Regions from separate parts of the Homo sapiens genome. Here region 1 is linked to region 2. A link is an interaction called in ENCODE POLR2A ChIA-PET data of the cell type or tissue named here. Cell type or tissue: B cell. All regions are shown on one strand. Links, peaks and the distances in the headings refer to the core of each region. The heading gives the core; the rest is flanking DNA.

Region 1 (6,872 bases), core at 1,837-6,836, 640 kb before region 2:
GACGGGGTTTCGCCACATTGGCCAGGCTGGTCTCAAACTTCTGACGTCAAGTGATCCGTCCGCCTCGGCCTCCCAAAGTGCTGGGATTACAGGTGTGAGCCACCGCGCCCGCCCGGAGTTTCGTCATTTTAGCCAGGCTGGTCTTGAACAGCTTCCGGGACTCAAGCAATCCGCTTGCCTCGGCCTCCCAAAGTGCTGGGTTACAGGCGTGAGCCACCGCACCCGCCCCTTTCTTTCTTTTTCTTTTATTTCTTTTAAGGGCGAGCAGGTGGTGTTAGATGGCATCTTTACTGAACAGTACTGTTCCTGGCAGAGCAGAGCTAACTTATAGACAGTGTGCCCCAAATCGGCCTTTTATATATATATATATAGAGAGAGAGAGAGAGAGAGGCTGTGTTGCCCAGGCTGGAGGGCATGATCATGGCTCACTGTGGCCTCGACCTCCTTCCTAGCCTCAATTGATCCTTCCACCTCAGCCTCCCAAATAGCTGGAACCACAGGTGACACAACGCCTCCCTAATTTTTGTGTTTTTTGTAGAGACGGGATCTCGCCGCGTTGCTCAGGCTGGTCTTGAACTCCCGAGTTCCAGCAATCCACCCGCCTCAGCCTCCCACAGTGCTGGGATTACAGGTGTGATCCCATAATCGTGCTTGGCATTTTTTTTTTTTTTTTTTTTTTTTTTTTTTGAGAGGAAATGTCCTTATGGGTCCAGGCTGTTTTCCAACTCCTGGACTCAAGCGATCCTCCTGCCTCAGCCTCCTGTCTGGGATGTGTGTATTTTACATTTGGAACATACTGCCAAGTTACTCCTTAGTGAGATTGTACCATTTATGCTCCAAGAGATACAGGGGTTTTCCCACAACCTTGGCGGCACTGGCATGATAACGGATTCCCTCACCTGTACTTTCTTTTCTTTTTTTTTTTTTTTTGAGACGGAGTCTCGCTCTGTCTCCTAGGCTGGAGTACAGTGGCGCGATCTCGGCTCACTGCAAGCTCCGCCTCCAGGGTTCAAACCATTCTCCTGCCTCAGCCTCCTGAGTAGCTGGGACTACAGGCGCCCACCACCACGCCCGGCTAATTTTTTCTATTTTTTAGTAGAGACGAGGTTTCACCGTGTTAGCCAGGATGGTCTCGATCTCCTGACCTCGTGATCCGCCTGCCTCGGCCTCCCAGCGTGCTGGGATTACAGGCGTGAGCCACAGCGCTGGCCCCTCACCTGTACTTTCAAAGTTGAAAATATTGCCTACTAAGGCTAGGCGCGGTGGCTCACGCCTGTAATCCTAACACTTTGAGAGGCCGAGGCGGGCGGATCACAAGGTCAGGAGTTCGAGACCAGCCTGGCCAACATAGTGAAACCCCGTCTCTACTAAAAATATAAAAAATTAGCCAGGTGTGACGGCGGGCGCCTGTAATCCCAGCTACTTGGGAGGCTGAGGCAGGAGAATCGCTTGAACCCGGGAGGCAGAGGTTGCAGTGAGCCAAGATTGCGCCAGTGCACTCCAGCCTGGATGACAGTTGAGAGACTGTCTCAAAAAAAAGGAAATATTGCCTAGTGTATGAGTGAAAAAATTTAGAGACTATTTCTCTATTTCGTAATTCTTTTCCTGTTATATCCTGCAAATGTTTTTTCTTGTTGATTTTTAGAAGTTCTTCAAATGTCAGCCGGGCAAGGTGGCTTATGCCTGTAATCCCAGCACTCTGGGAGGCCGAGGTGGGTGGACCACTTGAGGTCAGGAGTTCAAGACCAGCCTGGCCAGCATGGTGAAACCCCGTCTCTACTAAAAATACAAAAATTAGCCAGGCATGGTAGCACACACCTGTAATCCCAGCTACTCAGGAGGCTGAGGCAGGAGATCACTTGAAACCGGGAGGCGGAGGTTGCAGTGAGCCACGATTGTGCTGCTGTACCACTCCAGCCTGGGCGACTCCAAAAAAAGTTCTTCAAATGTCAACAAAATTCGTTTAAGCAGGCAGTGTATCTTTTTTTATTGCTGCTATAAATGGGATGCTTTAATACATTTTAAAGCTATATACATATATAGTATACAAGAAATGAATTTTTAAATATCTATAAGTCTCTTGCTAGCTTAAGGAATTCTTTTATTGAAATATTTTTAGTCACATCGCTTGGGCCTATCATATATACGGTCATATCATCTGCAAATAATTTTGCCTTCTCATTTCTTATTTTTCTTCTCTTATTTTTCAATCTCATTTCTTTTTTTCTTGTTGTTTGTTTTAGAGATGGGGTCTCACCGTGTTGCACAGTCTGGAGTGCAGTGGCACGATCATAGCTCAGTGCAGCATGATCACTTGGGCTCCTGGGCTCAAGTGATCATTTGCCTCAGCCTCCTGAATAATTGGTACTATAGGCACGCACCACCACACCTGGATAATTTTTTTTTTTTAGACGGAGTCTTGCTCTGTCTCCCAGGCTGGAGTGCAGTGGTGTGATCTCGGTTCACTGCTACCTCCGCCTCCTGGGCCAAGCAATTCTCCTGGCTCAGCCTCTTGAGTAGCTGGGATTACAGGTGCCCGCCACCATGCCTGGCTAATTTTTGTATTTTTAGTAGAGACAGGGTTCTACCATCTTGGCCAGTGTGGCCTGGTGAGCCAACCAGGTGGCCTACACCTGGATAATTTTTAAATTTTTATTGGTAGAGATGGGGTCTCGCTATGTTGCCCAGTCAGGTCTTAAACTCCTAGGCTCAAGCAGTCCTCCTGCTTCAGCCTCCCAAGTAGTTGAGACTAAAGACATGAGCCACCATGCCTGGCATTTTATTTATTCTATTGACAGGGTCTTGCTATTGTTGCCCAGGCTAGTCTCTATCTTCTGGCCTCAAGCAATCCTCCTGCCTCAGCCTTTGAAGTATCTGGGACCACAGGCGTGCACCACCATATTTGGCCCCATTTCTTTTTTTCTTTTTTTTTCTTTTTTTTTTTTTTTGAGACGAAGTCTCGCTCTTTTGCCCAGGCTGGACTGCAGTGGCGCTATCTTGGCTCACTGCAAGCTCTGCCTCCTGGGTTCACGCCGTTCTCCTGCCTCAGCCTCCCGAGTAGCTGGGACTACAGGTGCCCGCTACCATGCCCGGCTAATTTTTTTTTTGTATTTTTAGTAGAGACGGGGTTTCACCGTGTTAGCCAGGATGGTCTCGACCTCCTGACCTCTAGATCCACCCGCCTCGGCCTCCCAAAGTGCTGGGATTACAGGCGTGAGCCACCGCACCCAGCCTCTTTTTTTCGTCTAGTTGTGCTGACTACCACCTCAAGACTATGTTACATTATGGAGGCAGGGCGACTGTAAGCATCCTTCCCCATTCCATTCCCCCCGTTTTTTTGTTTTTGTTTTTTCAGATGGAGTCTCATTCTGTTACCCAGGGTGGAGTGTAGTGGTGCGATCTTGGCTCACTGCAACTTCTGCCTCCTGAGTTCAAGTGATTCTCCTGCCTCAGCCTTCTGAGTAGCTGGGATTACAGGTGCGTGCCACCATGCCTGGCTAATTTTTGTATTTTTGTAGAGACCAGGTTTCACCATATTGGTCAGGCCGGTGTCGAACTCCTGAGCTCAAGTGATCTGCCTATCTTGGCCTCCCAAAGTGCTGGGGTTACAGGTGGCTTTAGCCACCGCACCTGGCCTATTCCTCATTTTGATGGCAGAAGTTTTGAGTATTTGCCCATTAAAGTCAATGCTCCCTTTGGCTTGAGATTTTTCAGTGAAGTGAGGAACATGTCCATCTATTTCCTTTCTTTTTAAATTAGGAGACTTTGGGTAACGGAGGCTAAACAGTACAATTTGTCATTTCAGCATCTGTGATTTTGTTTTCTGAGGCATTAATGTAGCTGGCTTTTGTTGTTGTTTGAGACAGGGTCTGGCTCTGTCACCCAGGCAGGAGTGTAGTGGTGTGATCACAGCTCACTGCATCCTCGAACTCCTGGGCTCAAGCCATTCTCCTGTCTCAGCCTCCCAAGTAGCTGGTAGTATTTTTTGTAGAGACAGGGTTTTACCATGTTGCCCAGACTGGCCTTAAACTCCTGAGCTCAAGTGGTCCTCCCACCTCAGCCTCCCACAGTGCTGGCATTACAAGGTGTGAGCCACGGTGCCCTGGCCAACGTGGCTTTCTAATAAGGAATCATCCCTGTGTCTCAGGCATAAACTTCCTTTTTTTTTTTTTTTTTTTTTTGAGTAGGGGTCTTACTCTGTCACCCAGGCTGGAGTGCAGTAGCATGATCACTGCTCACCGTAGCCTCCAGTCCCTGGGCTCAAGGGGTCCTCCTGCCTCAGACTCCCCAGTAGCTAGGATTACAGGCGTGAGTCACCATGCCTGGCTGTCTCCTTCTTATGATCTTTTTTTTTTTTTTTTTTTTTTTTTTGAGATGGAGTCTCGCTCTTGTCGCCCAGGCTGTAGTGCAGTGGCGTGATCTCGGCTCACTGCAACCTCCGCCTCCTGGGTTCAAGCAATTCTCCTGCCTCAGCCTCCCAAGTAGCTGGTATTACAGGTGCCCACCACCATGCCCAGCTAATTTTTTGTACTTTTAGTAGACATGGGTTTTCACCATGTTGGCCAGGCTGGTCTCGAACTCCTGACCTCAGGTGATCCGCCCGCCTCAGCCTCCCAAAGTGCTGGGATTACAGGCATGAGCCACCACGCCTGGCTCTATGTTCTACTTTTTAAAAGCTGCCAGTAGCACTTTTAAAAATCTCTACTTGGGCTGAGCACAGTGGCTCATGCCTGTAATCCCAGCACTTTGTGAGGCCAAGGCAGGAGGATTGCTTGAGGCCTGGAGGTCGAGGCTGCAGTGAGCTATGATTGCACTACTGCACCGTAGCCTGGGCCACAGAGCGAGACCCTGTCTCAAAAACAAAACAAAACAAAAAAAACCACACAACCCTACCTAAGGATTTTACACCCACGTCAGTGGGGGTCCACTGGGCACCTCCAAGTGTCCCCACAATGCCGTCAATGCTGCCATGGGGCAGACACCCCAAGCCCTCGTCACTGAGCCCCCTCAGTTGCTCTCACAGGCTGTGCCCTGTCTGGAGCTGGTGTGAGAGCAGGGCTCAGGACCCCAGAATTCCTACTCCACGACCCTTTTCAGGACCCCTACCCTAGTACTCACCCAGTTCTCCTTTGAAGTGATCAGACTGTGACCTGGGGAGGGCAGAGTCTCCAGTGAGCACTGGGCACGACCCATGTGTGTTTGTCGAGTGACTGTGAGGGATCTGTAGTGTCCCGAGAGCTGAGGCTGCAGTGTGGCTGAGCTGTGTCCTTGAACTATTGCCTTTAATTCCAGGGAAGACCTCGTGTTGATGCGCCCTCCTCCAGGCTGAGCTCCTGTCATGGCCCCACTCCTCCCCGACCCTCCAAGCCCCTGTTCTGCCCTTTGGCCTCACCCTGGCCTTACATCGCTGAAGGCACTGTGTTCGGCTACAAGTCTGCCAGTCGGAGGCTCCTAGGGCCTCCTGGGGCTGGGCCTCGTCCATTGTGGGGTAGGCTCCAGAGGAACATGGGCGGAGGCAGCGTTTGATGAGTCACCACCTGCCAAGACTGACTTTTTCTTTTTAGAATCTTTTTTTTTTTTTTTTTGCAATGGAGTCTCGCTCTGTTGCTCAGGTTGGAGTGCAGTACTGGGATCTCAGCTCACTGCAACCTCCACCTCCTGGGTTCAAGTGATTCTCGTGCCTAAGCCTCCCAAGTAGCTGGGACTACAGGCGTGCGCCACCATGCCTGCCTGATTTTTGTATTTTTTGGTAGAGACGGGGTTTCACCATGTTGGCCAGGCTGGTCTTGAACTCCTGGCCTCAAGTGATCCACCTGCCTTGGACTCCCAAAGTGCTGGGATTCCAGGCGTGAGCCCCCGCATCTGGCCCTGAGGTGGTTCTTCCCCTGCTCATGCACTGTCTGTCTGTGGCTCTTCAGGGACCTCCAAAAACCCTCCCATCTCATTGGCCAGCCTGAAAGGCACTGCTAGATGGGGGCAGGGGACAGACGGAAGACAGACAAGGTGGGCGGGGGTCTTTATTTGAGTTTAGGCATGATTCGAATGAAGAGGATCATGCTAATGAAGATGAAGCAGACGATAATGAGCATGGCCCAGAGCAGCCAGTTGACTGACTTCTGCGTGTGCTGCTCCAGACGCTCTGACTCCGTCTTCAGTTTCTCCAGGTTCTGGTCCGCCATTTTCAGTGAGTGTGACAGGGTCTGTGGGGGAGGTGGAAAAGGTGTCAACAGGACTGGGGCCAAGAATGGCCTCTCTCTACTTCCCTGGGACTGGCCTGCACCTCTTGTCGCTTGCTGGTGCTGTGCCCTCTGCTGGGAATGCCATTTTTGCCTTCTACGAAACTCCTATTCATCCCGCAAAGCCCCAGCCACAATGCTCCTGTGCTGGGAAGCCTTCTCTGATGCCCCAGGGCAGAGGCTGGAGAGCTCCCCCAGTCCCCACACCTGGTTGTCCTTCTTGATGACACTCTGGGCGGCCAGGGTATTGGTCTTGAGGCTCCGGGCCAGTCCTAGCATCTCTTCCGCCAGCTTTTCCTGGAGGTTCTGATGTCGCTGCAGGACGAGGTCTAGCTCAGCTGCCAACTGCTTCTCACTCACTGGCTGGGACCCTGCCACTCCACTGATTTCACACACGGGGGGAGGAGGACATGAGAGATGGAGTGGGAAAGGGGAGAAGACCAACACATTTTCTTTTTTTTTTTTTTTGATACAGAGTCTCGTTCTGTTGCCCAGGCTGGAGTGCAGTGGCATGATCTCGGCTCACTGCAACCTCTGCCTCCCAGGTTCAAGCAATTCTCCTGCCTCAGTCTCCTGAGTAGCTGGGATTACAGGCACCTGCCACCATGCACAGCTAATTTTTGTATTTTTAGTAGA
Region 2 (15,821 bases), core at 5,472-10,471:
CCCCACCAGCCTGGATATTTCCTGTCCTTTCATCCTGTTGTGGTTTGTCTGGACCCTGTCACACCACCATCGGGAGAGGCTTTCTCTGAGATTGGCATGGGACGGGACAGGGCCCCACAGCTGTGCCTGGTGGGCTCTGTGGGGTCGTGGTATGGACTCTGCAGTCCCCTCCTGCAGATGGAACTTGGGCACATCACACCCCCTCAGGGTTTACAGTTGTCAGAGGGATTGGATGAGTCACACCTGGGAGGGACTCTGGAAAGCAGGGTGCAGGTGGTGCCAGGAGTGTTACCAGGGAGCCTCTGATTGGCTGGCCACAGAAGTAGGGGTCAGGGCTGCAGCTGGGCACATGGTGCCAAGCAGAGCCCACAGCCTTGGGTGCCTCTGCCCATCATCCCTGTGGGGCTGGGCCTCCTTGAGGGCTTGTTGGAATGCAGCTTCTGATGCAGGAGGTCTAGGGGGGATGGGGATGGGGATTGTGCGTTTCAAAGCAGCTCCCTGGTGATGCCCGTGCTGTTGACCCCTAGGCCACACTTGAATAGGAAGGATCTAGATCAGCTCTCTAGCGGGGAAAGTCAGGATTTCAGACAGATTTCTCACTCTAGGAGCTTAATTCCCATAGGAGAAAACCATGCGGAATTAGGAGGGAAAAGACTCTGTCAGACGCACCGTGGCTACTTTCAGGTCAGGAGGATGGATCCAGCATCATTGCTTGCACCATGTTTTGGGGAGAGCAGACTGTCGTTTGCCCAAGACTTTGCAGATGTCTGCAGCCGCTGGCCTTTTCTCGAGTGTAGGAAGTTGGTTCCTTCACCTGGGTCTCCAGTGAAGTATGACCAAACCCTATAGGTAGGCATACAAGGGGGTGTGTGTGTAAGTTCAGCCTTGGGAAGTGGCTTGGTGGCTGCTTGGCATTTTATTTCACAGCTCATAGGACACTGTGACCCAGCTTCAGCTACAGCTTTTTTCCAAAGCTACAATTAGGATGCCTAATCAGTGCAGTGCACAAGTGTTTGTGGGTGCATACAGAATGTCCCAGAAGGAAAAAGCAGGTGCCTACTGATGCCTGCAGGAGTCTGGTCTGAGATGGGGAGTGCATTGTGTGCATTCTCAAGTGTATCTTTCAGTCCTTACAGTCCCTCTGAGATCCTAGGCGTGACAGTCATTCTCCTTCTACTGAGGAGAGAAGGAGCCTCCCCAAAGGGCCCACCCTCCTTCCCCAGGGAGGACAAACCCAGGTGGCATCTGGTTCCCCTCTCTAACAAAGAAGCAGTCCTTCTCTCTGCCTGCCATCCCTCCTACTTTTCCTAGGACCTGCTGCATCTGTCTGCCTCCATGGGTGTTTTTTTAATAGCTTTATTTATTTATTTATTTATTTATTTATTTATTTATTTATTTATTTTATTTTATTTTGAGAAAGTCTCTCTCTGTGGCCCAGGCTGGAGTGCAGTGGTGCAATCTCAGCTCACTGCAACCTCCACCTCCCGGGTTCAAGTGATTCTCATGCGTCAGCCTCCCAAGTAGCTGGGATTACAGGTGCCTGCCACCACGCCTGGCTAATTTTTTTGTATTTTTAGTAGAGACAGGGTTTCGCCATGTTGCCCAGGCTGGTCTCAAACTCCTGGCCTCAGGTGATCCACCTGCCTCCACCTCCCAAAGTGCTTGGATTACAGGTGTGAGCCGCTGTGCCTGACATTAATAGCTTTATTGAGATATAATTGACATACAATAAACTGCGCATAGCAGAAGTATATAATTTGATAAATTTTAACTTGTAAGTACATCAGTAACACCAACACCACAATCAAGGTAGCAAAGAAAGGGAGCTGAAATTAAAGCAAGGGAGGCAGATAACATTTGAAAATGTGTGTAATCAACCATATTACAAGGCCAGAAATGAAAAGCCTTATAATCATCCCAGTACATGCAGGAAAAGCATGTGACAAAATCAGACATCTATTCCTGATAAAACCTCTCAGCAAACTAGGAGTAGAAGAGGCATTTCTTCACTGTCCTTTTCCGCTGTATAGATGTGCAGATTTGCCTCATCCTAAAGTGTCCTGTGTCACAGTGGAGCAGGGAGGCAGGTGTGTGCTGGCTGCATGGGGTAGCAGGTTAGGTTAGTAACGAATCTGTGGCCAGCTGGCACCCTGGCTTCTTGGATGGGAAAGTGGCTTAATACCTGTTGGGGGTGGAGGGGGCGTATCTGTGGTCTCAGGGGAGACCATGGTGTGGCAAGACCCCAGTGCCCTGCAGGGTGCTGGCACCATGCCCAGTGGGTGCTGCCTGCCTGCCTCTTTCCAGTAGCATTAGTGCTCACTTCTTCCTGGGGACACTCATCTGTTGAGTACTCCTGCCGGGGAAGCTTCAGAGTGCCCTTGTCCTCCTCAGTCCCATCCAGGGCAGGAGAGTGCAGACACGTTTCTCAGTGAGCAGTGAAGTGCAGTGCACATTGCATCACTGTGTGTTGTAGAGGTGGCCAGGGCTTGTGTTGAAGCTGTTTTCAGACCTTGTTCTGTGGGGCTCTCAGAGGGTCTGGGCCGTGGGGAACGAGGGGCTGCTTTGCCAACACCTCCCCCTCCTCCACAACCCTGACAGCTTCACCATCTGTTTCTGTAGGATGAGGTGGCCTCTAAGATCATGGAATTCACACACAGTAGGTTATTTTTAACAACCTTTGTAAATATAGTCTAGAAAATATACATCTAGAAAAGTGTACAAGTCCCAAGTTTTACAGCTGAATGAACATTTATGAACACATCTGAGAACCCCAGTCCACCCAGGTTAAGGAACAGAGCCTTTCCCCTGAAGCCATCTTCAACGTCCTCTCCTAGTCATTCTCTGCCTGCCACTACCCTGACTGCTCTCACCATCTAGAAGTCTTGCCTGCTTTTGACCTTTTAATCCAGGACAAAAAAAAAATGTGTTTTTTTGTGTTTGGCTCTTTGACTCAACGTTGTTTTGAGATTTGTCTTTGAGGTTATGTGTAGCAGCAGTTTGTTCATCCAACATTGAATGGACAGACCATGATTTATTTATTCGGTGTTCTGTTGGTGGCTGCGTGGGCTGTTTTCAGTTGGGGCTGTTCTGATACAGCTGCTCTGAGTGCATTTCTGTAGGTGCTGCTTGGAGTGGAATTGCTGGATCATAGCGTGAGTGTCCATCCTTAAATGGTGGTTACCATGGGATCCACAGAGTCACCAGACTCTTTCTTGGGTGACAGTGTCCTTGGTTCTCTGCACCGTGGCCCTCGTTGCAGGAATGCCCAATGAGAAGGCCCCTGTGCCCACTCCTGTCCCTCCAGCTCCACACAGAGCCCAGGAGCTGTGGGGGAAGGGGTGGCCCTGGACCTGAGCCAAGTGTAGTCCTCCCCTGGGGTTTCCTGGCAGCCTGGGTGAGAGCCTCAGTGGTGGCATTTTATCTGTTGCTTCTGTTCTTGACCTTGGCTGTCTCTGTCTACTCCTCCGGGTCAGTACACAGGGATCCTAACGCCCCCTCCCAGCATCCAGCGGGCCCAGAGTTTGGTAGAGCACCTGTGTGCAGTCGGTGCTCAGAGAGCATTTGATGACTTGTCTCGGGGAATTCTAGAAGGTCACTAGTTCTCAGGATCTTACAGCAGCCCAATTGGACAGGCAGGCGGGGGGCTGCTCTCCTTCGGCTTCCTCTCTCAATGGGCCTCTGAGGCTGCCTCCAGGCACCGTGCTGGGCACTGCCCTGCCTGAATGGATCTTACAGACCACAGAGCAGCCCAGCAGAAAGTGCAGTGTGCGGGTCCTCGTGGCCTGGCCCCTGGGGGCGTGGTCTCCAGCACACCATTCATGCTCTACAGACACCATCTTGTGGTTTTCTCATGCTCTCAGAGGAGGAACTGGGCTCCAGTCAGTGATAGGTCTTGCTTGCGTCAGTGCTGGAGGCCAGGTGCGGTCCCCTGCTACAGCTATGCGCGGCTCAACCATCAGGTCCTTGTCTGCCCAGCCTCAGCTAGGATCTTCCAGGCGGCGGCACAGGGTGCGCTGTTGTGTGCATCTCTGTGCTTGGCAGTCTCTTGAAGGTTGTTCCCTGTTGATTCCTGAAAAGCTGGCTCGTTCTTATTTGGGCTCTGTCTTTGGCGGAACATATATGGGCCGAGCACTGTGTGTGTGTTTCCCCCGAGGATGTTGGGTCATTTCCAGTCTTCTGCAGCTGGCATTCTTATCAGCTGCTCCTAGAAGAGAGAGGCTGAGAGGGAGAAGCCCCCACCCAGCGTGCTATCACCAGGACTCCGCTTGGCTTCCCACTGCTCCAGTTCTATCCGCGTAGCAACGAGTCAATTTACAGATGAGCTTTGAGAGCTCTTGTGCCTTCACAAAGGGCCAAATGGCAGTAAGAATCGTAAGTTCTGCAGACCTGAAGCAGAGGTCAGGAGAGTCTAGGTTGGTAGTTTGGTTGGGAAGAGCTGCTAAAAACAGAAAGTGGGAGGGAAGGACGCTGTGGGGGCAGTGGCTGTGGAGAGCAGCGCTGCCTGCCTCCTGGCTTCATCTGCAAGTTTCCCTCGCTGCAGAAGTCAGGCATGCCTACTGATGGAGCTCCTACTTCTGCCCCAAGCCCTGGGCTTCCTCTTTCTGAGTTGCTCATGGGGTTCAGTCAGGGCTCCGCGTGCTGCCTGTACTCAGGTGGCATTTCCCGTCCCCCGGGCTGAGTTGTAGCATGCAATTGCATACTTGCCCAAGCATTACAGGAGCTGTGGCTGCAGGACAGGGAGGGCCACATGGACATGACAGACCACTCAGGTGGCCGGCTGCTCCTGGGAGTAGCAGGAGGGCCCCAGCAGGAAGTGCTTTTCAAGTGGTGAGCTTGGTGGCTGTGGCCGAGACATGCACCTTCCCGTCATTGTTCCTCCCAGTGTCATTCTTCCTCTGAGAAGCTGTGAACTTGAGGCTTTGCCCCTGGGGTTTGAGGCTCCCATGAGGTCCCCTCAGAGGAAGGTGCCTTCACTGGGCAGAGCCTGGTGGACCTGCACCAGCCCCATGAGGCTGAGCGGAGAGTGCAGGGTGGGGCCCGCCTGAGGGTAAGCACAGCAGCACCCCTCAGGGCTGCGCTTTCCAGAGCTGAGAGGGAGGGCAGAGCTGGGGTCTTGGGGTGGAGGTGGGGTGGGGATGCAGGTGCCGCCTCTTGTACTGACTTGCACCAGAGGCAGTTTGGCTCCCAGCTGCCTGGGAACACGTGCGGAGTTTGTCAGAAGCAGGAAGACTTGGTGTGGCGGGAACCAAATCACAGACACACACTCTCCCAGCAAAGCCCTGTTTGATTCACCCGTGTGTCCTCAGCAGACACGACTGTGTGTTGGGGGTTGGGGGGTGGGCGAGGTGACTCAGCCGCGGACGGCATTAGAATGCTTAGCACATTGAAGGCAGACTGTCTGTTTCTGGGTGCCATCTGTGGCATGTTTGGGTTTGGAAGGACAGCTTGCTTGCTGATGAACACTTCCACAGTCTTTTGAGCTAAGTAGTTTTTGTAAATTACTGTCTAGACCATTCTGCATTAAAAAAAAAAAAAAAACCCGACAACATCCCCATTGTTGTTTTTAAAGTGAACCGGTTTTTACAGGTGCTTTGCCACTGAGGCCTCAGCAGGGGCTGTTTTGAGCCCAAGGAGCAGGTTATGTGGGCTGTGGGGCACAGGTGCGGGCCCACAGGCTGCCAGGGCAGTGCCGCCCACCGTCCAGGGTGGTCAGGAAGGCTGGCCGGACACCGAGGTGGGGGAGTGCAGAACTGCAGTCTGTGCTCCATGTGCACTGTTCCCAGGGCCAGCCCGGTGGGGAGTGGGCTCCAGTGCCATCTGAAGCCCTGCTGTGGTGGCCCGTGCATGCCTGGGTCACCCTGGTCCTGCCTCTCAGGCATCCTGGGGACAAGGCATAGACAACACGGAGACCGTGGAGGTGGCCCTGTGTGGGTTCAAGGAACTGTTTGTAACCTGTGCATTTCACTGCAGGAGCACGTCAGGAGAGTCTTTACAGAGTGCCGACATCACCACAGGCTGGTGGCACCTGGTACCCTTCACCCCACCTACTCAAAGCACCAGATGGGCCCTGTGTGTTTGGTAGCCATGTCAGGCTAGTGGAAGGCCAGGCCTCACCATCTTCTAGCTGTGTGGTCTACCCGGGACCTCCATTACCTTCCTGGCCCTCAGTTACCTTATCTGTAGAGTGCGCTTGTGAGGATGACGTGAAAGAACTTGGCACAAGGGCAACCCACCAGTGATGGTCCTGTGCGAGTTGTGCCCGGTTGGGCCTGCCCAGGCTCAGCACCCTTGGGACTATTGGTTGGTCAGACCTTGGGCAGCACAGGGTTTCCCCTTTGCTACCACAGCTGCATTCCCAAGAGGCTGGGGATCTCAGGCGGGGTGGGAACAGTTCAGATGTGGAGAAAATGGAGAGGCAAGCCAAGGGGCTGCTGGGACTCAAAACTCAGTCTCAGTTCCTTGTTTCAGACCAGGGCTGGAAATCCCCAGCAGTAATTACTCAGGGCCTGAGGGTTTTACTTACACACCCCTGTAATAAAGCGAGGAAGAGGTTGGCCAGTAGCGGGTCCACTCCACTGAACAGGCCCCAGCTTTGCACTCAGACCCAGTGATCCTCTTCACAGAAGAAAAACTCGGACACATGCCGTGGCCCAATTAAAATATTTGCCGACAGGAGTTTGGTTTGAAAGGTGATTCCACGCACCCTGTCGTAGGTGGGTTTTCAGAAGAGTCTAGTCTTCCGGACTCCGGAGGGGTCAGAGGTGTCACTGGGTTTCACAGGGCCACAGAGGAGTGCTGCTGGCTGGCCTTTGAGGGAAACCTGGAAAGAAAGTTCTGAGTGGCTGTGTCCTGTGGCTCAGCTGTGCCCAGAGCCATAGGATGTGGATCGCAGATGGGAGGGAGGTGGTGCTGACTGGGGCTGGGCAGGTCCTGGAGTGACGGCTGTCCCTTCCCTGGGTTACTGCTGGCTCATTGTTATGTTTCTCCCCTTCTGGAAGAGAGTGACCTAGCCCCCACCCCTTCTTGCCAAGTCCTCCCTCCTGGTCTGGGCCACTTGAGGGCCTGTCCTCTCTGTGGTGGTGGCTGTCCTGGGCTCCTTCCTGGTACAGGTCAGGCCTCTCCCTGCAGGAAGGAACTGTCGACCTAGCGTGTGCCCCTGGTTCGGGCTCTCTGTGGTTTCCTTTAGAAGAGAGGCGTGAGGACACCTGAGAGTCGGACCGGGATGGACAGCTGGCATGGGTACTCAGAGCTCCCCTCTCCAGCCCCAGGGGTGCCTGCTGTTTCTGCACCAGGTCTGTTAAGCAGCAGCCCAGTACCAGAGTAGGGGAGCTTGGTGAGGGGCTCCTGGGGTCTCACCAGATAGATGGTGTTGTGCAGTTCAAATCAGTTAGGAGGCCTGAGACTTGAGACAGGCTCACGTGGAGGGAGGTGGCATCCTACCCAGCCCTCGGCCCTTGCTGCCCCACTCAGGGGCCAGATGGTGGACAGTGAAGCCACTATGAGGAGTTGGAAACAGCTATTTGCTCACTTCCCCTTTAGATGGCTGCCAGTCCTTCTAGATCAGTGAACTCTCCCAAACAAATGCTAGGAAATAGATGTATTTTCTCATCTTTATTTGTGAGAAATTTCAAGCATAAAAGTAGAGAAAGGTAACCATCCTGCTTCAGTAGATAGCTGCTTACAGCCATGTGACTTTGTTTCACCCATCCCCCTCCTGTCACTCACCCTAGGGGATGATTCTGTAGCAAATTCCAGATTGTATTATTTCTTCAGGAAAGTGTCACTGAAAGACGAGGATGCGTGGTGGGTCTTTAATAGCTCACACGGAGCGTGGTGTGCTGTGAAGTCGCATACAGGGTTCCCCACTGCTCCCAGGGTGTGGGAGAATGAGGTGTCTCACGCAGCTCCAGGCGCCTGACCCAGGCTGCTTCTGAGGGGTGCTGGCCCCTCCCTCAGGCTGTCTCTGTGCGTGTCCAGCCCCGCCTCCTTCCTCACATTTCCTGTGAGCTGAACAGCACATGTCACCAGTTAGGCTGGCTGGAATTGTGGCTTAGCACAGGCTATGGGGCTCTCTGGGGACAAAGGTGCCAGCCTTTCCGGAAGCCTTTCTTTTTTTTGTTTTGTTTTTTGTTTTTTTTTGGCGGGGCGGGGGGGGGCAGTGTTTGGGTTTCGGTTTTTTTTTTCTTTTTCTTTTTTTTGAGACGGAGTCTTGCTCTGTCACCGAGGCTGGAGTGCAGTGGCGTGATCTCAGCTCATTGCAACCTCCGCCTCCCAGGTTTGAGCGATTCTCCTGCCTCAGCCTCCCGAGTAGCTGGGATTACAGGTGCACACCACCGCGCCCGTGGAAGCCTTTTTAAGTTCTCATGTGGAAGGATGACCACAAAAGAGCCCTGGGACAGCCAGACCTCTTGTGGTCTTGGGCGAGAAGTTGTCCCCTCCATGCCCCCATGCGTGTGTTCCTGGGGCATCCCTGAAGTGTGGGGCACCTGTGTGCTGAGGGTTGTGCTGGTGGCCCCAGTTCACCCTCTGCCTGGATGCAAACTGTTCTTCCTCAGTATCTATGCTAGCTGTGATGCCTATGACCTGAGACCAGGCCTCCCTGCTTGGTTTTTCTGAGATTCCAGAAGGACGAGATTAATGTTCACATTCCTATTGGCCCATGTGTACCTGATCATGCCTCATGGATTTCCATTCTAAGACCTGAAAGTGTTCGGTGTGACAGTGGAGTCAGTTCCATCAACATTCATGTACCAGGCGGCTGGGCTGGACCTGCATGTATACCTGTGCCACACCTGGTCCCACCTGCTAACTTCCTGCCCTGCCTGCCTTTGGAGCAGGCACCCCAGGGAGGTCCCACCTGCTTCCAGAGTGCTCCTTGCTGCATTTACCCCTGCTTCTCCTAGTAGCTGCATGGAGGTTCTGCTGTCGACACCCCCCACCCCCACCCAACACCCTTGCCCTTCACAGGCACTTCCCGCAGCAATGAAGAGGCCAAACTGAAGCAAATTAAGTGGGCAGGGGCGGTCAGTGTTGGTAGAAAGGGGAGGCAACGCCTGTCTTCGTTGATGGTTAAGGAAGTTCAGACCCATCTGCATCTATTGAGGGGTCCCTAGTGGAGAAGTGAGAGGCTACAGTTCCTGACGGGATTCCTGCCCCTTTGGGAAAGCAACTTGGCAGGTGTTTTGAGAGGTTTTTTTGGACTGGGAACAAATCCCAAGGGAGAATCCAAAGGAGGAGGGGGCCTCAGATGTGCCAGGCTATTCCTGACAGCAAGAGGCTGCAATTGGCCATCGGGCCACAGACATGGCCCTGGCAAGCCTGAAGAGCTGCCTTAAAGCCATCTTTTGAGGCCATCGCCTGGAGCGGCTCCCCATGTGGAGTCAAACTGTGTCTGTGCTGAGATTAGGATCTAGTGTACTTCCCCAGATAGATGGACAGGTGCCAAGGGCATCCCAGAAACAGGGCAAGGGCAGGTGGTCTGTGGGGGCAGTCGCTAAGGGGGATAGAAGACAGGTTGTGAAGGAGCCACCTTGGGTCTTTTGGGTCTGTTTTTCCTCCCGGTGTCCTTACCCATGGCCTCTCCCCTGCCGCAGGGCTTTGGTGCTGTCTGGCCAGCTCCCTGCCCATCCTTCTCCAGCTCTTTTCTGCTTTCCAGCATGGAAGTCGGTCTCCAGCCCAGGTGGACACAGCTCGTTCTGCCACATCCTTTTTTGACCTCCCTGGGAGGCCACCTTAGGTGCTGCCCTCCCCCTGTGGCCTGCCTCCCTGCCCTGAGGGTTCATGCTGGACTTAGCAGGCCTGGAGTCAGAGCGGGAGCCTCCCCTCAGCCACATACGAGTCCTGGTGTCTCTGTCACTCACAGAGGGCCACCTCCATGAGAGTGGGAGACCTGCCACTCCTGGGTGGGGGGTCAGTTGGTTGTTAAGGCAGGGTCCCCAGGGCCAGGGTCAGAAGCCAGCTCCTATTTTGCTCCTATGGGACCAGCACCAATTGGGTGCTAAGTGTTCTTTGGGACAGACTGTGGCCATCTATAAAGAGGCTCTGTGGAGCCTTCTGGCTCAGTGTGCCTGGGGTCGGGGCCAGGCCCTTTGCAGGGATTCCTCGCTGCATTGCTCAGTGTCTGCCTCCTGGGCCTGGGAGGCCTGTGTCTGGATGCCCAGGTGGTGCTCCCCACACAGTGTTCAGACTGCTTGACATCAATGCCCCAGAGGTCGCAGGGCAGGGCAGTCTCACCTTGCCCCCATCCTTAGCTCTGCTGACATCACTGACTGCCTTCTGCTGGCTCCAGGGAGTGGCCGCACTGGACACTCACCCTCTCTCTGTGTCTTACACAACACACATTTATCATCTCAGGCTCTAGGGCTCAGAAGTCAGCTCCAGTCTCACCGGGCTGGGATCCAGGAAGCAGCGAGCTGCGCTCCTCTCTGGAGGATCCATTTTCTGCCCCTTCAGGTGTTGGCAGAGTTCATCTGTTTACGGCGTAGGACTGTGGGTTTCTAGCACCTTACAGGTAGAGCAGGCGGGCTCCTCTACTCCTCAGGTGAGCAGCTCACACGGTGGGGACAGAAAGGGGACTGCCAAGGCTGTAGCATTTCCCTTGGGGCTCCTAGAGGCTGAAGGCCTCTCTGCACACGCTTAAGCGTGGCTCATAAGGCAGGGGAGGGGCCAAGGGTAAGGATACACAGTCACAGGGCCCTCACACCTTCGCCTGGTGTCCCCAGCTCCCACACAGTTTCCAGGAGACTCTTGGGACTGGCTGTTAGTTCAGCGGTGATTTCTGGGGCACCAGCTCAGTACCAGACCCTGGGGTTGCCCAGGTGTTCTGTCTCCTCCCTCTTGTCTGGCAGCAGGATGGTGTCTGCCCAAGGACAAGGACACTTTGTGCCACCAGGCTAGCTGGGTCTGGGCAGTGTTCTGCTCTGCAAGGACTGCTGCTTCAGGAGTATGTGGGGAACCAGGGCTCCAAATATACCAGGGTGAGGTCAGCAGGGTGGAGGTGAAGCCATGTGGCAAGCCCAGGGACTGAGTCGGTGCTGGAGTGCCTGGGGCAGGGAGTGGTTGGCCTTGCTGTCTGTCTGGGACTGGCCTCCTCATCGCACAGTCTTCCCCTGCACTGATCCCTGCCCATTGCACGAGGAGTGCGGACAGGACTGTATCTCCCCTCATATCACCCGTCCACCCCCACCATGACACAGCTTGAAGCAGGGTTTTCAGGGTCATTTGGAGCCCTGAATGGAGAACATTGCAAGGCAAGGCCGTTGTTGCCAAAGAGCAAATGGGCCCATTGGCAGGGCAGCTTTGTGGGAGTTCTGCGGGGACTGCTGTCGTGGCTCTGCAACTTTACACCCAGAGGAGACAACACGGGAAGGGAGGGAGTGGCAGTGGCTGCCTCCCACTGGAAGTGGGGCAGAAGAGTAGAAAAGCCAGAATCCATGAGGCCAGCAGAATTAACAGCCCTCAAGGACGTCCACATTCTAGTCCTGGAGCCTGGGCACATGGTACCGTACATGACAGATGTGACTAAGGGAACAGCCTGGAGATGGGGAGGTGATCCGAGATCATCTGGGCAGGCCCTGCCTAGTCAGGGAGTCCTTAGAGATGGCACCTATCCTGGCTGGGTCAGAGAGATGCCGGGTGAGGACTCAGCCTGTAGCTGGCTTTGAGCATAAGGGGAGGGGGTGTGAGCTGGATGCAGTGCCCTCCAGAAGCTGGGAATGGCTTCGGATGACAACCAGCAAGAAAATGGGCCTCATTCCTGTAGTGTAAAGAGCTGAACTCTGGGCCGGGTGCAGTGGCTCACGCTTGTAATCCCAGCACTTTGGGAGGCCGAGGAGGGCAGATCACCTGAGGTCAGGAGTTCAAGACCAGCCTTCAACATGGTGAAACCCTGTCCCTACTAAAAAAAAATACAAAAATTAGCTGGGCGTGGTGGCGGGTGCCTATAATCTCAGCTACTCGGGAGGCTGAGGCAGGAGAATTGCTTGAACCCAGGAGACGGAGGTTGCAGTGAGCCGAGATCGTGCCATTGCACTCCAGCCTGGGCGACAAGAGTGAAACTTCATCTCAAAAAAAAAAACAAAATAAGAGCTGAACTCTGCTAACACCTGAAGGAGCAGGAAATGGATCCTCTAGAGAGGATCCCAGCCCAGTGAGACTCAGACCTGATTTCTGAGCCCTAGAGCCTAAGATGATAAATGTGTGCTGTGTAAGATGCTAAGTTTACAATCATGTGTTACGGAAACTCTTGCCACGCAGTCTTGGCAAGGATGTGGCCTGGTGGGAATGGAATAGAGCAGCCTCCCTGGGGGTGAGGTGACCACCCTGCATGGATGTGGAGCCCCAGCTCCTCCATGGCTGTCTGTGCACTAGCTCAGAGTCAGGTCTGTCACTGCCGTCGGTTGCAGCCTTATTTTGTAATGGCGGACGGAAAGTGCCTAAGTGTCCCACAGCATTCAAGTCGGGCCTTCCCCACTCTGGAAGGGATGGTGAGCCAAATGAGGGGCTCTGTTTGAGGCTGGACATTGCTGACATTAAGTCAGAAAAGGCAAGAACCACTGTCAGTTTGGTTTTGAAATATGTGATAAGTGTGGATGTATACGCCTATATACACAAGGGATATTTTTGGAAAAAAATGCAAGGAAATGCTACAGTGGCTGGGTCAGAGATGCCCATTTCCTTGTGTGCCCTTTTATGCTGTTTTAATTTGTATCATGTGCCCGCTTAACTCCTTTATCATGTTGGGGTGGGGGGGAGTTGAGTAATCTACTCACTGTGGTTTCCTCAGGGCCCCTGGGCTCCCACCCGCTAGCCAGCCCACCAGAAACCTGTAGTTGCTGGAGGTGGTGGTTGAGTGGTAGGAATTCTTGTTGTAACAATTAAGGGAGTCAGTAATGTGTGGGAAGTGCTTAGAACAAGGTGTGGCTCCTAGCAAGATCCTAAAAGGGAGGGATTACTTGGTCATGGGATGTGTTCATGCTTCACTCTGCCAGACAAAGCCCAGCAGTCCCCAAAGTCAGCTGTATCCCCCGAAGTACCTAGTGTTGTCAGTGGGGCACGTGTATCATGTATCCATTTGTGGGTTCAGTTTGAGTTTTCCTGATTATCGATAAAGCTGAGAGGCTGAGCATCAGCACTGACATTTCATTGCCGTGTGCCTGTTCCTGTCTTGTGGCCAGTCTACGCCGGGCTCCTGGTCAGCTGTACTGCTGTACAGGCATTCTGTGTTCCAGATACAGCTCCTTGGGGGCCTGTGGCCTATGCCTTCTCCCACTTTGTGACTTTCTGCTCTCTTTATGGTGTCTTTGGATTCAGATTGACTGGTTTATCATTATTATTATTATTATTATTTTTTACACGGAGTCTTGCTCTGTCACCCAGGCTGGAGTGCAGTGGTGTGGTCTCAGCTCACTACACCCTCCGCCTCCCGGGTTCAAGTGGTTCTCGTGCCTCAGCCTCCCAAGTAGCTGGAACTACAGGCGCATGCCAGCACACCCAACTAATTTTTGTATTTTTAATAGAGATGGGGTTTCACTGTGTTGGCCAGGCTGGTCTCAAACTCCTGACCTTCTGATCCGCCTTCGTCAGCCTCCCAAAGTGCTGGGATTACAGGTGTCAGCCACCGCGCCTGGCCTGTGTATTGATCTTTTAAGCTTTGTGGATTTTATTCGATGAATTCTTCCGTGTCTCCTCTCCCACTCCCATCAGATGGCAGAGTAGAGGTCATCTTAAGTATCAGGAGCAGCTCTTGTTCCACAGGCATCCTGGGTTTCAGCAGGTGGGTGGGTATGTACCATGTACACTGGAGGGCTTGGGGCAGCCCGCACACCACACACTGGAGGAGGTCAGACGGCAGGTGAGGATGAGCACTGGGTGCCAGGTTGGCCCAGGGAGCAGGTAGGAGACGACATGGAGTGGGGGCTTCAGTGCTGCTGGCTCCTCTTGCTCTGGGGTTGGGGAGAGACTGGAGCAGGCTGGGGCAGGGTGTTCCAGCCTCCCAGTGGAGAAGGACAGGGACCTGACAAATGGCTTTTTATTTCCACAGATCCGGAACATGGTGGCGGTGCTGGAAGTCATCTCCAGCCTGGAGAAATACCCTATTACCAAAGAGGCACTTGAGGTGAGTATCCCAGACCCCAGCATTTGGGAGGGCAGAACGGGGGGCAGGGGATGGTACCAACCAGGTCCTTCCGCAGCTTCTGGGAGCATCAGTGTCTTTGCTTCGGAGGACCAAGAGAGGCGGTGTGCCCTCACAGCTCGTGCCTCGCGATCTTGCTCTCCCACGGGCACTGCAGAGACCAAGTGGTGTTACTCCCATCCTACATGCCCAGCACACTTCGTGGGCACGTGGGGACATCAGGAGAGGTGTGCTTGGAGGAGGCTCCAGTGAGAGGCACCATCCCCAACCCTCCACTTGAAGCGGACCCTCTGTGCTGTCGCCTCGGCCACAGCACCCTCTCACCCAGGAAGCCTCTCTGGCAGTGTCCTTACAGTGGCCTTGATGGTCCACAGCCCCCTGACACCAGGAGCCTGGGTGACAGCACTGCTGAGAAGCCACCTGGGACCCTGAAGGTCTGGGAACTAGGTTTGAGAATTTATATTGTCACAAAGGACCGGAAATCCCCAGAAGTTTTGTGTCAGGGAAGCTGGCAGTTTAGGGCTCAGTGGGAACCGGGTCATTTCACTGTCAGGGCCACTTCCCACCATTTCTGGCTCAGCTCATGGAGAAGTTCCTGTCCCGAAAGTATGTCATCATCTCCCTCTGGTTGTAGGAAACACGACTTGGGAAGCTCATCAACGACGTCCGCAAGAAAACCAAGAACGAGGAGCTCGCCAAGCGGGCCAAGAAGCTGCTGCGGAGCTGGCAGAAGCTCATCGAGCCGGCACACCAGCATGAGGCGGCGCTGCGGGGGCTGGCGGGGGCCACCGGCTCTGCCAACGGGGGCGCACACAACTGCCGGCCGGAGGTGGGGGCGGCTGGCCCACCCAGGAGCATCCATGACCTGAAGAGCCGCAATGACCTCCAGAGGCTGCCCGGGCAGCGGCTGGACAGGCTGGGCAGCCGCAAGCGCCGGGGTGACCAGCGTGACCTCGGCCACCCAGGGCCGCCACCCAAGGTCTCCAAAGCTAGCCACGACCCCCTGGTCCCCAACTCATCCCCCCTCCCCACCAACGGGATCAGTGGGAGTCCAGAGAGCTTCGCCAGCTCCCTGGATGGCAGTGGGCATGCAGGCCCAGAGGGCAGCCGCCTGGAGCGTGACGAGAATGACAAGCACAGTGGCAAGATCCCCGTCAACGCCGTGCGACCGCACACCAGCTCCCCGGGCCTGGGCAAGCCCCCTGGACCCTGCTTGCAGCCAAAGGCTTCGGTGCTGCAGCAGCTGGACAGGGTGGACGAGACTCCGGGGCCTCCCCATCCCAAGGGACCCCCTCGCTGCTCTTTCAGTCCTCGGAACTCACGGCATGAGGGCTCCTTTGCCCGGCAGCAGAGCTTGTATGCACCCAAGGGCTCCGTGCCCAGCCCCTCACCGCGGCCCCAGGCACTCGATGCCACACAGGTGCCGTCACCGCTTCCACTGGCACAGCCGTCCACACCCCCCGTACGGCGGCTCGAGCTGCTGCCCAGTGCGGAAAGCCCAGTGTGCTGGCTTGAGCAGCCTGAGAGCCACCAGCGGCTGGCGGGGCCGGGCTGCAAGGCAGGGCTGTCCCCAGCCGAGCCCCTCCTGTCCCGGGCAGGCTTTTCCCCAGACTCCTCCAAGGCGGACAGTGATGCTGCCTCCTCAGGGGGCTCGGACAGTAAAAAGAAGAAGAGGTACCGACCTCGA

What was found. Peaks named below come from ENCODE experiments on the same cell type or tissue, not always from the same donor. Only the 100,000 strongest peaks of a DNase experiment are listed, where the experiment ranks them.
Region 1: POLR2A ChIA-PET joins it to region 2 with 8 read pairs; 2 of 35 experiments call an interaction of 5 or more read pairs at or near these places.

What each region holds. Positions count from the first base shown.
Region 1 is chr19:17,218,959-17,225,830 of GRCh38, reverse strand. It overlaps USE1 (unconventional SNARE in the ER 1), which reads right to left. Exons shown (of 8, transcript NM_018467.4): 7 at 6,444-6,618; 8 at 6,002-6,200. The coding sequence ends at 6,018. Among named protein-coding and RNA genes, the nearest start is that of OCEL1, 3.8 kb to the left of the region's middle. In B cell, for the core only: no CTCF peak of the experiment used is centred there; no DNase peak of the experiment used is centred there.
Region 2 is chr19:16,576,630-16,592,450 of GRCh38, reverse strand. MED26 (mediator complex subunit 26) reads left to right here. Exons shown (of 3, transcript NM_004831.5): 2 at 14,042-14,116; 3 at 14,769-15,821. LOC105372295 (a long non-coding RNA gene) reads right to left here. Exons shown (of 3, transcript XR_936360.3): 2 at 14,178-14,285; 3 at 13,637-14,093. Among named protein-coding and RNA genes, the nearest start is that of SLC35E1, 12 kb to the right of the region's middle. RefSeq lists enhancers at 6,112-6,161, 5,576-6,458, 6,192-6,841, 7,096-7,632, 8,332-8,521 and 7 more and a silencer at 10,639-10,688. In B cell, for the core only: no CTCF peak of the experiment used is centred there; DNase peaks (open chromatin) are centred at 5,510, 6,310 and 8,000; H3K4me3 peaks cover 3,358 bases; H3K27ac peaks cover 5,000 bases.